Linked DNA regions of Homo sapiens: region 1 is linked to region 2. Evidence: chromatin contacts called from ENCODE Hi-C or POLR2A ChIA-PET data. All regions are on one chromosome and are shown on one strand. The core of a region is the stretch at or near the end of the contact, and the rest is flanking DNA. Distances in the headings are between cores, read along the strand shown.

What was found. Hi-C counts contacts between places; a loop is a spot of excess contacts on that map. ChIA-PET counts read pairs that join two places held with the same protein, here RNA polymerase II (POLR2A). Pooled maps may share reads with other maps.
Region 1: a map with no recorded cell type shows a loop between it and region 2 (8-fold over the local background). The contact joins the enhancer-like site here to the promoter of RGS19 in region 2. A Hi-C loop is called at or near these places in 1 of 37 single-sample maps with no recorded cell type and 5 of 50 pooled maps. POLR2A ChIA-PET finds 5 or more read pairs at or near these places in 2 of 52 experiments (HEK293 and activated CD4-positive, alpha-beta T cell).

Annotation. Positions count from the first base shown.
Region 1 is chr20:64,282,773-64,289,596 of GRCh38, forward strand. No RefSeq gene overlaps it. Among named protein-coding and RNA genes, the nearest start is that of PCMTD2, 30 kb to the left of the region's middle. RefSeq lists a silencer at 3,383-3,575. Within about 2 kb of position 3,184, at least 2 of the 41 ENCODE cell types and tissues checked have a DNase peak (open chromatin) inside an H3K27ac peak, as active enhancers do.
Region 2 is chr20:64,077,925-64,084,808 of GRCh38, forward strand. RGS19 (regulator of G protein signaling 19) reads right to left here and starts at 1,594. Exons shown (of 6, transcript NM_005873.3): 1 at 1,370-1,594. It overlaps OPRL1 (opioid related nociceptin receptor 1), which reads left to right and starts at 2,158. Exons shown (of 5, transcript NM_182647.4): 1 at 2,158-2,428. It overlaps LKAAEAR1 (LKAAEAR motif containing 1), which reads right to left and starts at 6,474. Exons shown (of 3, transcript NM_001353425.2): 1 at 5,894-6,474; 2 at 5,659-5,781; 3 at 5,452-5,570. The coding sequence starts at 6,295. The coding sequence ends at 5,511. RefSeq lists silencers at 1,496-2,175, 2,569-2,742, 5,567-5,626, 5,807-5,886.

The DNA.
Region 1 (6,824 bases), core at 1,934-4,433, 210 kb after region 2:
AAAAGGTGAAGCAGAGGACATGAAAACTCGCTCTGTGCATCCTCTGTGTGCTGTCCAGAACCTCTCCGTCATGGGTGGTCTCTTATCAGGCAAGAAAGGAGAGGTTGATATCAGTGGTGATTTTGAAAGGGCTGGTTTCTGTTAAATCCTTAGGGAAGAAAGCCTCATCATGGTTTGCAAAGCAGGGGGTATAATGGGGTGTACCTGACTCCCATCATCCCATTCTGGCCAAGCTGAGAACTCAGTTTTGAAAGTTACTCTGGGGTCCCCTCAGCCAAGAGTGGGTCTGTTCAGTCAGCTGGGAGCTTAGGATTTCATTTTCATTTATCAATGCTAATGGGAATGAGCAGTCTATCTTCATGGCAGCTGAATTTGCAAGAAACTTCGTGGATGGGGTTAACGGCAGCTGTATTTTCTGGGCGCTCCATGGATGGGGTTAACGGCAGCTGAATTTGCAAGGAACTCCGTGGATGGGGTTAATGGCAGCTGTATTTTCTGGGAGCTGTGCTTTAATTGGATAAAGTAAGTTCTGGTAAGATTTCTTCCTTCATCTTCGGTATCTCAAATGTTTTCATTTAAATAATCTTTATAATAACTCTTGATGTCTGAGGGGGTTCCCACACAGTCATCTATTGTAAGACTTTCTGATTCCTTTTTTTCCTTTGGTCATTATGAATAGGGCTTCTGTACATAATTGCATGGTAGCTTTTGTTTGGAAATCACATCAAAGTGGTTGTCAAAATACTTAGGAATGTCGTTTTTGGATTGTAAGGAGAGACTTATTTAGCTTTGGAAAAAACTGCCCAACTTGTAATAGGTGAGGAAAAATAATTTTCTCTCTATCTTTTCAGAATTCTTAGATTGGACCCTCTGTAACAAATGACAGATTAAAATGAGAAAAATGTAGAAAAGTTTAAAAACATGTATACCTTATGGATACATGGGCGATACTCAGGGAAAAATGAGTAAATCTCCAGCAGGTGGTTTTCAATTCAAGTGTAAATACTATCTTCAACTTGAAGATTTGAGGCACAGTAGTGGGGAGTTAACCAGCAAAACCACATTAGACAAGAGTAACGTTTGTTATGCAGACTGAAGTCCATGCGTCCTCCATTGATAAGACTCTAGTGATTTAGTTATCCTTCTCTTCTTGGTGCCGAGAGAGAGGTAGCTTTTAAATGGGGATTTCCTTTATAGATGTAAATTTTCCTTACAGAAGGGTAACTTCTACTCTGGTTTTGGAACTTCCTTTGTTAGCATTTTTTTTCAAAATAATCATCTTGGAATAATTCTTATGCCAAAGGGACATATTTTGGGGTGGCATATTCTGGTCTTATACACTGTCTTCCACCAGCAATGAAAAGAGTTATTGTCTTTCTTGCAGCAATTTGTGATTTTTTTAGAGTTTAGCAGTTCTAATAGATATAGACCAGCTGTGCTATCTCCTGGTTTTCAGTTCTGTAGTATGTTGAGCATCTTTTTGTATGTTTACTTGCCATCTGTAGATCTTCTTTGGTGAGGTGTCTGTTCAGATCTGTGTGCATTTTTAATTGTGCTGTTTAACTTGTTTAGTTTTAAGAATTTTTTATATATTTTGAATACAAATTCTTTCTCAGATCTGTATTTTGCAAATATTTTCTTCAATATGTGGCTTGTCTTTTTGTTCTCTTAAGAAGGTCTCTTCCAGAGTATAAACTTTAAAGATTAAGAAATCCACATTGTCATTTCTTCTGTGTATATCAACCTTTTGTGTCATTTGTTAAAATTCATTACCAAATCCAAAGGCACATAGCTTTTCTTCTATAGTTTCTTCTAGAAATTGTATAGTTTTGCATTTTTAGTGTAAGGATGATTTTGAGTGGTTATTTGTGCAAGTTGTAAAGTTTTCATCTACATGCATATCACTTCTTATGGTTTCCAATTAATCATTCCCTCACTATTTTTGGAAAGACACAGGATAGTGGGCTCTGTTAGAGTTTATATATAGCTAGACATGAACAGGAGGGGAGCTCCTAGAAAAGGGAAAGTCTGGGAAGGCTCACCTGGAGGGACCACCAAAAATTCACATATTAGTAGCATCTCTAGTGCTGGAGTGCATGGGCACTTGTCAATTGTGAGTAGGAGGGAGAAGAGGTACCTATGCAGAAAGAAACACCCTAGAACTCCTCTTAAGATGCCCCAATCATCATTCACTCTGCAATAAAAATGTCAGAATATTGCTAGCTACATGCTGATAAGAAGGACAAAGGGGACATTCTTAAGAGAAACCTGGCACCATAAGTGCAGATTAGGGCAAAGAAGGACATTCAAAAGAGATAGGCAGGCACACTAGGTACAAACGTGACCGCTGTCAGCCTGCCTGGGATGGCGGGAAGGAGGCTGGTGCCAGAGTGGATTCGGATTGATACCACACATGTACCTCAACCAACAGTGAGGAGGTCCCACAAGCCTAAGTGTGGCAAGTCGGGGACCTAAGGCAGTAGCAGGAAAACCAGACAAAGAGAACAGGTGGAGACTTGAGACAGAGACAGGAATGTGAAGAAGTCCAAAATAAAATTCCCTGCACAGGACTCCTAGGATGTTTTCATGCACGATCAGCCCACTCCTCCCTATTTTTCTACAATGAGCTCTTTACACTGTATTTCTTTTCAATGAAGTTGTCTGCCATTTTTGTACTGCCTCTTGGTGAAAATCTTTCTTCCAAGTTAGACAAGAACTGGGACATCAGCTCTCCCTAGTACTAGCTCCGTTTCAGTTGAATTTACAGAACTGATGGGGCTTAAAAACTGATGCTCTGACTTTAAGTGGTGCAGGAGGCAGCCAGTAGGGGACGCCAACCGTCACACTGGGAGCAAGAGACCCCCGCCTAGTCCCCATCTGCCTGCAGGTGGCGTGCTGCCTCGACACTGCCACCAAGAGGGCCAGGCAGTGTCTCCAGCTGCCAGCAGGCGGCGTACGACGACTACACTGTGAGCAACAGGGCCCTGCAGTGTCCTTAGCTGCCAGCAGGTGTCATATGGGCACCACACCATGAGCAAGAGGACCCCGCAGTGCCCTGGTTGCCAACAGGGGGCGTGCTGCCACTACACTGTGAGCGAGAGGTTCCTGTAGTGCCAGCAGGTGCCAGAAGAGGGCGTGCCCCCACTGCACTGCAAGCAAGAGGGCCCGGCAGTGTCCCCAGCTGCCAGCAGGGGAGCCAGCCGCCACTACACTTTGAGCAAGAGGGCCTGGCAGTGTCCCCAGCTGCCAGCAGGGGGGTGTGCTGCCACCACACTGTGAGCAAGAGGACCCTGCAATGTCCCTAGCTGCCACCAGGCGGCGTGCCGCCGCTATACTGTGAGCAAGAGGCCCCTGCATTGCCCCGGCGCCAGCAGGGGGCGCTGGCCACCACTATAAGCAACAGAGCCCTGCAGCTGCCCTAGTCGCCAGCAGGGGGTGCACTGGCACAGCACCGTGACCAAGCCAGTCCTGTAGTGCCCAGCTGCAAGCAGGGGGCGGTCGAGCCCGGCTTTTCGAATTATTGAGGTTCCTCCCGTCTCTGCGCCACGCCGCTGCGACGGGCGTCTCCGCGCCTGCACCGCGCTCCCCTCCCCAGCACAGGGGCGTGCGACTGTGCTCCTGCACCACGCCACCCCAACCCAACCCCCGCCCGGCAGCGTGCTCTCTGCGCATCCGCCGCGCCTCCCCCGCACGTCGCGCCAGCCTGTGCGCGCCTGCGCCGGCGCGGTGGGCCTCTCTGTGCCCGCGCCGGCGTGGGGTGCCTTTGCGGGGGCAGAGCTGCGTTCTGCTTAACACAGACCCGGGGCACACCGCAAAGGTGGAGCAGCTTTCTCAGCACACACCTTGGGGGCACAGCCTCGCTTTGGGACAACTCGGGGCCGCATCGACAGTGAACAAAATCCTTTCTGTTTGCAGCCCTGAATAATCAGGGTTAGGGTTAGGGTTAGGGGTTAGGGGTTGGGGTTGGGGTTAGGGTTAGGGTTAGGGTTGGGTTAGGGTTAGGGTTAGGGGTTAGGGTTTAGGGTTAGGGTTAGGGTTAGGGTTAGGGTTAGGGTAGGGTCAGGGTCAGGGTCAGGGTCAGGGTCAGGGTTAAGGGTCAGGGTCAGGGTCAGGGTCAGGGTCAGGGGTTAGGGTTAGGGTTAGGGTCAGGGTCAGGGGTTAGGGTCGGGGTCGGGGTCGGGGTCAGGGGTCAGGGGTCAAGGGTCGGGGTCAGGGGTCGGGGTCAGGGTGAGGGTGAGGGTGAGGGTTAGGGGTTAGGGTTAGGGTTAGGGTTACGGTTAGGGTTAGGGTTAGGGTTAGGGTAGGGTTAGGGTTAGGGGTTAGGGGTTAGGGTTAGGGTTAGGGTAAGGGTAAGGGTTAGGATTAGGGGTTAGGGTTAGGGTTAGGGTTAGGGTTAGGGTTAGGGTAGGGTTAGGGTTAGGGTTAGGGTTAGGGGTTAGGGGTTAGGGTTAGGGTTAGGGTAAGGGTAAGGGTTAGGATTAGGGGTTAGGGTTAGGGTTAGGGTTAGGGTTAGGTTAGGGTTAGGGTTAGGATTAGGGGTTAGGGTTAGGGTTAGGGTTAGGGTTAGGGTTAGGGTTAGGGTTAGGGTTTAGGGGTTAGGGTTAGGGTTAGGGTTAGGGTTATTGGTTAGGGTTAGGGTTAGGGTTAGGGGTTAGGGTTAGGAGTTAGGGTTGGGGTTAGGGTTAGGGTTCAGGTTCGGGGTTCGGGTTGGGGTTGGGTTTGGGGTTATGGTTAGGGTTAGGTTTTGGGGTTAGGGTTAGGGTTTGGAGTTAGGGGTTAGGGTTAGTGGTTAGCGTTAGGGTTAGGGTAGGGGTTAGGGGTTAGGCTTAGTGGTTAGGGTTAGGGTTAGGCTTAGGGTTAGATTACAATTTCTAACCTGTTTTATTTTGTTTTTTTTCTGAGACAGGGTCTCCCTCTTTTGTCCAAGGCTGGAGTGTGGTAGTGCTATCACAGCTGACTGCAGCCTCAACCTTCCAGGCTGAAGCGATCCTCCCATCTCAATCTCCTACGTGGCTGACACTACAGGTGCTTGCCACTATGCCCAACTAACATTTGGAATTTTCGTATACGTGGATTCTAGAGGGGTGACAGCGAAACGTGAGTAAGCATGGATTTTGGTATATGCAGAGATGGAGGGCTGGAACTAATTCTGTATACTGAGGGACGACGACTGTATATGTTTTTACAATTACGCTGTAGGATACATACTGTTGCATAGCCTTGAAAATAATAATTTTTAATTGAGTGGAATAAGAATAATATTGATAAAAGTAGCAGCTGGCCAGGTGTGGTGGCTCACACTGGTAATCGCAACACTTTGGGAGGCTGAGGCAGGAGGATGGCTTGAGGCCAAGAGTTTGCGATAGGCCTTGGAAACAAAGGGAGTCACCATCCCTACAGAAAAATACATGAATTAGCCTAGTGTGGTGGCATGTTCCTGTAGTCCCAGCTACTTGGGAGGCTGAGGTGGGAGGATCACTTGAGCCCAGGGAGGCTGAGACTGCAGTGAGTCATGATCAGGCCTCTGCACTCCAGCCTGGGTGACAGAGTGAGACCCTGTCTCTAAACAACAAAAAAGTAGCAGCTAACATCAACTGACCTTTTACTGAGTGCCTATGGATACCATAGTTTAATTTCTTATAACTGTTTCTTATTTTACTTACCAACTCTGTCTTCAGTTACTCCCAGATTTTTACTGTGTGTGTACAGATGACCTTTTGGAGGAGCCTCAACAGGCACAGCTCCTCCCTCATAGTGGCCCATTTAGGCCCAACTCATGACTGTCGGGCTATTTCCAGGCCTAGTGTCTGCCTCGTGGCTGACTGTTGAAGCCCAAAACTTCCTCAAATCAGCCTTTTGCCCAACTTCTGTCTACTGTCGGACTCTACAGGCCAGCCTCTGCCTCACAGTGGACCCTCCAGACCCAGATGGTGTCTCACTGTGGCATCCTCAGGCGAAGCTCCTGCCTTTTGGCAGCCTCTCCAGGCCCAGCTCCTCCTGCCTCCCAGTGGCCTCTTTCGGCCCAGCCCAGCTCATGGCTCTCGGCGGCCTTCCCAGGCCCCGCTTTTGACTTTTGGCAGCCTCTTCAGGCGCAGAACTTGATCTCCAGTCGGCCTTTGCAGGCCCGGCCTCCTGCCTCTCGAAGGCCTGCACGGGCCTGGCCTCGGCCTTGGCCTCACAGCGGACTCTCCACGCCCAGCTAGCTCTCGCCTCACTGTGGCCTCCCCAGTCCAAAGCTCCTGCCTTTCGGCCACTTCGGCAGGTCCAGCTCCTGCCTGCCAGTGGCCTCTTTAGGCCCAGCTCATTCCTCACGTCGGCCATTCCAGGCCCCGTTTTTCCCTTCCGGCAGCCTCTTGGCCTCTAATTTGTTTATCTTTTGTGTATAAATCCCAAAATATTGAATTTTGGAATATTTCCACCATTATATATTTTGGTAGGTAATTTATTTGGAGTGAGTTTCTGCACCATGCCCGAATTTTTTATTTTATTTTCCTTATTATTTGGTGTTAAACAGGTTTAATGACGGTCATGGCAACTTTTTGGCACAATGAAAAATATCGCCCATGATCAACGTGTTCTGTTCTGGGGAAGGGGGCAAAGGCAGGGTGAATCACTTTCTTAAAAAGTATAGCTCAAGTTGGGAGTGCAGAGGGAATGGGGAGAAAACCCTCCCGCTGCCTGTGTCGAAGTGCAGGAGCCCCCACCCCCATACTCACCTGAGTCCAGCCCCTCTGGGGAAAGAAGGGGTGCATGAACTCCCCCTAGTCCACAGGCGCCTCCCTGTGGCCCAAGGCCCTCTTCACACTCCATCTTGTAGCCCCAGC
Region 2 (6,884 bases), core at 344-2,843:
ACTTCTGCCCAGGGCAGGGAGGGGCCTCCGTGCACATCCGCCACCCTCCTCATGTGCCGCCACCCTCCCTGGCCAGGAAGCTCACAACTTGATTCTACTTTATTTTCTCAATCTTCATCCCCCCGCCACGCCTCCCCTAGCTCGTGGCCTTTGAATGCTTGTTTCTGGCTGGTTGGCTTCTCTTGGCCTCCTGGGACGGTGTGTGAATGGCCCTCAGAAGAGACAGTGCTGGAGTTCTGCACTCTTAGGGCCCCCAATACCCCCGAGGCCTGGGCATGCAGAGGCCACTGCCCTGGCCCAAGTCTGGGGCAGGTGCAGCATCCCCTGGGACCTTGGCCCCTCACCACCGGCCCAGTTTCCTCTGAGACTGGGGGTCCCACGGGCTCCTAGCAAGTAGATGAGGAGACCGAAAGTAGCCCTGCAGCTGGGCTTTCTTTCAGGGGTCAAGTTTCTAGGGAAAGGAAGGGGCGTGGCAACCTGAGGTTTGGTAGCTGTACCCAGACGGGGCTGTCTGTGGCTTCCCCAGGCAGCAGTTCTTCCTCCTCTCTGTCCCCACCCAGGGTCCTCCCCCACACTCTAGCACCCCTGAGACTGTCCCCCTGGGCTACCATCTCCACCCCAGCTCTGAACTGGAGGAGGGGACGTGTTTAGGGGTGCAGGGCCGGGGTGCTAGGGGCTGCATTTGCTGCAGAGCAGGGAGCCAGCCCCTTCTTTCCCAGTTGCAGGCCCTGGACCTGGTCACCTGTCCCTGGACCTGGCTTCCTGTACCCTTCTCAGGTCAACTGGGGCAACCCATGTCCCCAGGCTACCCTCCCCCCGTCTCTCCTGGGGGATACAGAGTCTCAACTAGGGTCCTCCTGCTTGTCAACCTGGCATTGGGGACCCCCTTCCCCAGCCTCCCAGGCTTTGGCCCCCAAGTCTGGGATGGGATAGGCTGGATAGGCGGCACGTCTGCTCTCTGGGGATAGAGGATCCCTTGGGAGTGGCTGCCGCTTTGCTCCACAGAAGGAAAAAGAACGTCCCAGAGCCTGCCCAGTCCAAAAAAAGAATAAGAAAATGTGACAATCCCAGAAAAAAATGTCATAACCTTTGGGAGGGGGGTTGAAGAGGGGCTCCATTCTCAGTCCTTAGCTCCTACCCAGGGCCTTTCCCATCTGCCACCCTCCACATCTGGCTGGTGGGCGAGCCCTGGCCTGGCCCCTCCAGGGAAGGCCAGCTCTCCCCACCTCTGAAATGGTGGTGGTGGCCCACCCACCACGCTCCTCTCTCTGCTGTTAGGGTCCAGTCTGGAGAAGCCTGTGTTCTCCTCCAGGTGCCTCTTTCTTCAGCCTCTGACGCCCCCACCCCTACCTCAAAGCTCCCTACTCACCAGCGACCCAAAGGCGGGGTGGGGGCAGGAGGGGCCAGGTTGGGTCTGGGCCCCACCCTGGCTGCCGAAGGGGCGTGCACTGCAGCAGCAGGGACTCAAGTCAGACGGCAGGAGGGACTCCTGCGGCGCTCTGGAGGGAGGCTAGCGCCAGGAGCCCCCGATCGGCTGGGGCCGGGGGCGCAGCGCCTCCCCTACAGCTCGAAGGGCTGAGTGGCTGCCAGATCCAGCGGGGTGGGGGCGGGGGCGGACAGGGTGTCCCGCCCCGGCCCCTCCTCACCGGGCTGAGAGGGGGAGGGAGACGCGGAAACCTGGGTTCTTCCGGCCCCCACCTTTGAGCAATCACTTCCCCAGGCTTTGAGCTCCAGAAAAAGGGGAACCCGGCTGCGGCGCCCCCTCCCCCACGCGCGGGGGGCGGGCTCCACTTCCACTGCGGCCCAGGGTCCACGTGGACCTGGCGGCGGGAGCCCTTGGGGTTCGAGTCCCGTGCGCCGGCTCCCGAAGCTCCCGCCCAGCACGGTCCCCGGGCCCGGGCCGGGAGGGGCAGGGCCGCTGTCCCCGGCGCTGCGCGCGCGCACTCACCAGCCGCGCTCCCGAGCCACTCGCGCCGCCGCCGGCCCGCGCGCTCCAAGGTCCGGCCCGACAGTCGGGGAGGGGGCGCGGGGGCGCAGTGCGCAGGCGCCTCGGCGGCACTTCCCCAAAGCCAGGGGCCGGGACTTCCTCGCGCCGGCGGTCGCCGGGCCCGCCCCGCCCGCCGCGCCCCGCCCCGCGCTCGGCCGGCTCCGCACCCCACCCGCCCCGCCCGCGCGTCGGCCCCCACAGTCGCCTGGGGGTGGCCCGGAGAGTCGAGGTGCTCATAGTGGAGCCCTGGCTCCCGGGCGGACGGAGCCGCACGGTAGTAGATGGGGGTGTGGCCGTGGCCCCCGACTCTGCTCGGCGGGGCCGTTCCTGCTTTGCCATCCGTGTGGGACTTCCACGACAGTGGAGGCACGAGAGCTGGGCCCCATATGCTGCTTGCCCAGCTTGGGAAAGAGGAGGCTGCTGCAAAGGACCGATCGGCGGGTACGCCAGCCCGGCCCACCCCTCGCCTCCGTGAGCCGCGTCTGTAAAACTGGGTTAAGAGCCGCCTGTCTGTGCTGTGGGGGGTTCCCAAGGAAGGGGGAGATTCCTGTGCTGCGGGGCTGGGGAGAACTGGGGGTGCGGGTTCTTGCATCCGGAGTCATGCCGAATGTCTCCTGTGGGGCCTGGCAGAGTCCCTGCTGACCCGTGTGTCCCAAGATGTCCTAAAGCTTAAGGCCACACTGTCCCCTTTGCCACGAACGCCCTGTCCCTTTGGCCGACTCTTCTCATCCTTTATGACTCGGTACAGACGTGGGTTAGGCTTCTCATCGCAGCATGCTTTGGCCCTGTGTCAGGGTGGCCCTGACCCTGCTCTGGAAGTGTCTGCAGAGCATCTGTGCCCCCCGCCCCTCCCCTGGCCCGGCTGTGTGCAGCTCCTGTCCTCCCCAGCACAAGCACTCCACCCGGATAGTTCCCAGTGTCGGGATCTGTTCATAAAATGCCTTCCAGTTGCACAGGTCAGGTGCACACCTTACACCTTCACAGAACTCTGAGGGGTGCAAAGGCAGCTGGAGATTCTACTTGTATTCCTCATTCAACGGACAAGTATCAGTATCTGGGTGCCCCTGTGGGCCAGGCAGTAGGACCAGAAGCCAGCAACATAGATCAGCCTGGATCTTATGCTGGGGGGCGCAGAGTGAGTTGTGGGGAGCAGGCAGGGAAGGCCTGGGTGAGAGGGGGGAGGGCTGAGGAGGGGAGGGTATTGCGCTGCTGAGCGGGGGCGGGGGCCCGAAGGGGGAGGTCAGAGGTCAGAGGGCCCTGGAGGACAGACAGGCTGCCTCTCGAAGCTGTACCCAGAACCCTGTGACTGCCATGTTGTCAGGCCAGGCAAGGAAAGGCAGGGGCCAGGAAGCCCACAGGGACAAGAGGCAGGCTGCTACTTATTCAGCCCACATAACACTCCTGAGCGGTGGGCACAGGTGAGGTCAGGGAAGCTCAACGAAGATGGGCCAGCACCTGGCCCAGGCCACACACAACCAGGCTGACCCCGCTGAGCCGGCCTGTTGTCTCTGCTGTGGGAAAATGCAGCTGTGGGCAGCTGGCAGGGGGTGAAGGTCAGTGCCCTCCCTGCCCCCTCGGGTCACTCTACAACCCCCCAGTCATTCCCCCGTCTCCTCTGGCCCCTTGGGCCTGCTCTCCACCGCCCTGGCTTCTGCCTCTCGGCACACAGCATCCTGAAGTCCATGGGTGGGGCCAGGTGAGCTGGGCAGTTGATGGCGGAGCTGGGATTTGAACCCAGGACCCTCTGCGCCCTGACAGCCCTCAATATATTGGGCTTTGGACCACATGCCTTCCTTCCCATAGAGCTTTCTACAGGCAGGCGTCCCTCCAGGCCCCATTCCCCAGCCTCCTTTGCACATCCAGCACCCCCTGCGCCTTTTCATGGGGATCAAAGGGCCCGAGTGCCGGCCTGACCCTGGTGCAGTCACTGAGGTCACTGTCTTGCTGGCCTTCTCTGGGTGCTGGGTCTGCTGTGCCTGTCTCTGCCCCTCTTCCCTCTTGCCTGTCTGATGCAGAGTGACCCATCCCCTTTGGAGCACTTGCTGCTGTGGGGTACTGCACCAAGACCCTTATTTTAAAGATAAAGAAATGGAGTCTCAGAGAAATGGTGAAATAATATGTGATTCTCCCAGTAGATGAACTCATTCTAGGCACTCAGTCAATCCCCAAGACACAGAATCCTGGGGTCCAGGCTGCAGGGAGTTTGGCCAGACGACACCAGGGCTGGCTGTCATCACATGTCACAAGCACATCAGGGTGTGAGTGGCTGCCACTCCTGGACAGACTGCCTCCCTTCCCTGTCTGTCTGCCCCTGCTCAAGCCCCTTCTCCCTGGCCTCCTTCCTCTCTACCCTTCCCTTCCTGAAACCCCTCCTGCCATCTCTCTGTCCCCTCCTTGTCAGCTGACTTCTGAGCTCTGTATACAGTCTGGGCTTGGGTCAAGGCCAAGGGCAGCAACAGCCCAGAAAGAGTAAAGTGCTCGGTGCACGGGGAGAAGGGCTGGCTGAGGGGCGAGTGCGCAGGGCTCCACCCCCTGGCCGGGGCTGGGGAGAAACACTGGCTGCCATGGAGCAGGATCCCTTCTGGACCCCAGTTCTGACCTCTGCCCCTCCTTCCAGTCAGCTGGAGCCCCCTAGCAGGAGGAGCGGTTTGTCTGAGTTCCTGCGGTCCCGCTTCTGTGCAGCCTGCTGGGCAGGGGGCTGGGAGGGAGGAAAAGGAAGCGGGGGCCTAGGGAAGCCCCAGCGTCTGCAAAGAGCTCACGTCGGGGAGAAAAGTAAGGTCTGCCCAGAAACCTCGGGGCTTTTCAGAGTCCAGGGATTTTGTAGGTCGTGGGCCTGTTTGTCAGAATGGGACAGGGGTGGCTTCCTTTTGTACTGCATGCGTGAGTGTGTGTGGGGTGTGTGTGTGTGGGGGGGTGGGTGTGGGGGTGTGGCATGGGGCATTAAAGGGGTCACAGGAGGCTATTCAGGATGGAAAGGAAGGCCAGAGGGTGGGATTTTTGTCTGGGGGCCGCAGGGGTTCCCCTTGCCCAGTCTCTTGGTCCTCTTGGGCACAGCTGCTGCTTCTTCAAAGGCCAGCTTAGGTCACTTCCGCTGCCCACAGCACTGCCCTCTCCCTGGCCCCCTGGTGGGATGACTCGCACTCGAGACCACTGCAGCCTGAGGCTACCCTTACATCTGGGGGTGACTTCTGCTGAAACAGGCTCTTTCTCCGTCCTCCCCAAGACTGGGGGCCTCCCATAGACCCACAGAACGCCAGGTTGCCAGTGGGGGGCAGATCGGGATTAGGGGTAGGCGTGTCCCTGACCTGTTACTTTCACACCCACCCACTTGCGTCTCCCCACTTTTTTGGGAGAGGCCCCACTCTCTGTACCCTGATGTCTGTGAGGTGCATGGGAGAGGCAGCGTCCATACTCCCCGCTTCCCTCGGGGTCCTGGGGAGTGGCAGCAAAAAGACCAGCGAGCCTTCGGAGAATTATAACTTTATGTGGGAGGCTGGGGCGCGTCGCACACTCTCAGTCGCCGTCACCGCGGGAAGATGGTGCCATCCACGTTCTCCTCCAGGATGGTCTCCACGCGCCTCCGCTGCCGGGGAGAGAGGCTGGGGTCCGGCGTGTGCGGAGGCGGGCAGGGCCCCTCCCCTTTCCCCGCCCCTACCGGGGCTTGTCTGCACCTCTTGGCGGTCCAGGGGGTCCGGGATCCGCGCGGGCTTCAGCTGCGGCGGCAGGAACAGCTCCAGCCGGATGGCGGCGCGCGCGGACTTCTGCCGCTGGATGAGCAGCGCGATCTCCTCGGCCTGCGGGGCCCGGGTAGCTGAGCGCGCGCCGAGCCCCGCCCCGCCCCGCCCCGGCCGGCTCCGCTCAACGCTCCCGGTGCGCCCCCTCTGCCCTCCGACCCCCTCGCCTCACCCGCATGCGGGTGTAGCGCAGCCGCAGGGCGCGGACTCGCCCGCGGGCCTCCGCTGCCTTGAGGACGCCGAGGAGCCGGTTCTGGCGCTCGGCGGGCAGCTCGAGCGACTGCGTCCACGGGCGCGGGTCGGGCATGCGGTACCCCGGTTCCACCGACCCGCACGGGAAGGTGGAGGCCGCCGCGCCCACGTCCTCCAGCAGGTCGCCGAAGAGCAGATGGCGGTGGCGCTGCGCAGGGAGCATGGCCGCCAGTCCCTGCGGCGTCAGGGCCCAGCCCGGCTTGGGGGGCTCTGTCGCGGGCGCCCCCTTGGCACGCTCCTCACCCTGCGCCGTGCCTGGCGCGCTCTTCCCGCTTCGCTCCCGCGGGCCCTTGCGCCCGCCCTCCTTCGCTGGCGGCGGCATCCTCCCGCCCTGCGGAGGGAGGAGGGCGTCCCGTCGGTGCCGGGGCTGGCACCGGGCCCTGCCCGCCCCTCGGCAGGGCCCCAACGTGCGCCCCAGCTCCCGCCCGCTGGGCTCTCCGCAGTCGGTTTTGAGTTCCGCACCCCCAGCCTCTGAGCTTTGCCCAGGCGCTCTCCCTCTCCCAAGCGCACGTCCCCAGCAGCTCTGCCATCGGCTGATCCTGCTCAGTCCTGCAGTCAACTAGGACTTTCTGATCAACTCAGTTGTAGGAAATATCTTTCCTACCCGATGGACTGTTCTGTTTGAATTGAGAAAATGCTGAGACCCCACTGGGTTGATCTCAGGCCCTGCCACATGGAGAGCTCTAGGTGACGCCTGGGGGACCTTCGTTGTGCCCCTATGTCTGCGGTCCCCGACAGTCAGGGTCTCCCACCAGACAGCTCGCTCTTGCCCTTCGAGGCCTAGATGGTTGTGGGGAGCAGAGCCTAGAGGGCAGGTGACAGAGGAGGGAGGGTCCAAAAGCCCAGCTGGCTCCTCCCTTCCCGGCCCCAGCCTACAGCTGCCACCTTGTCCAGCCAGGGCTGGGCTCGCT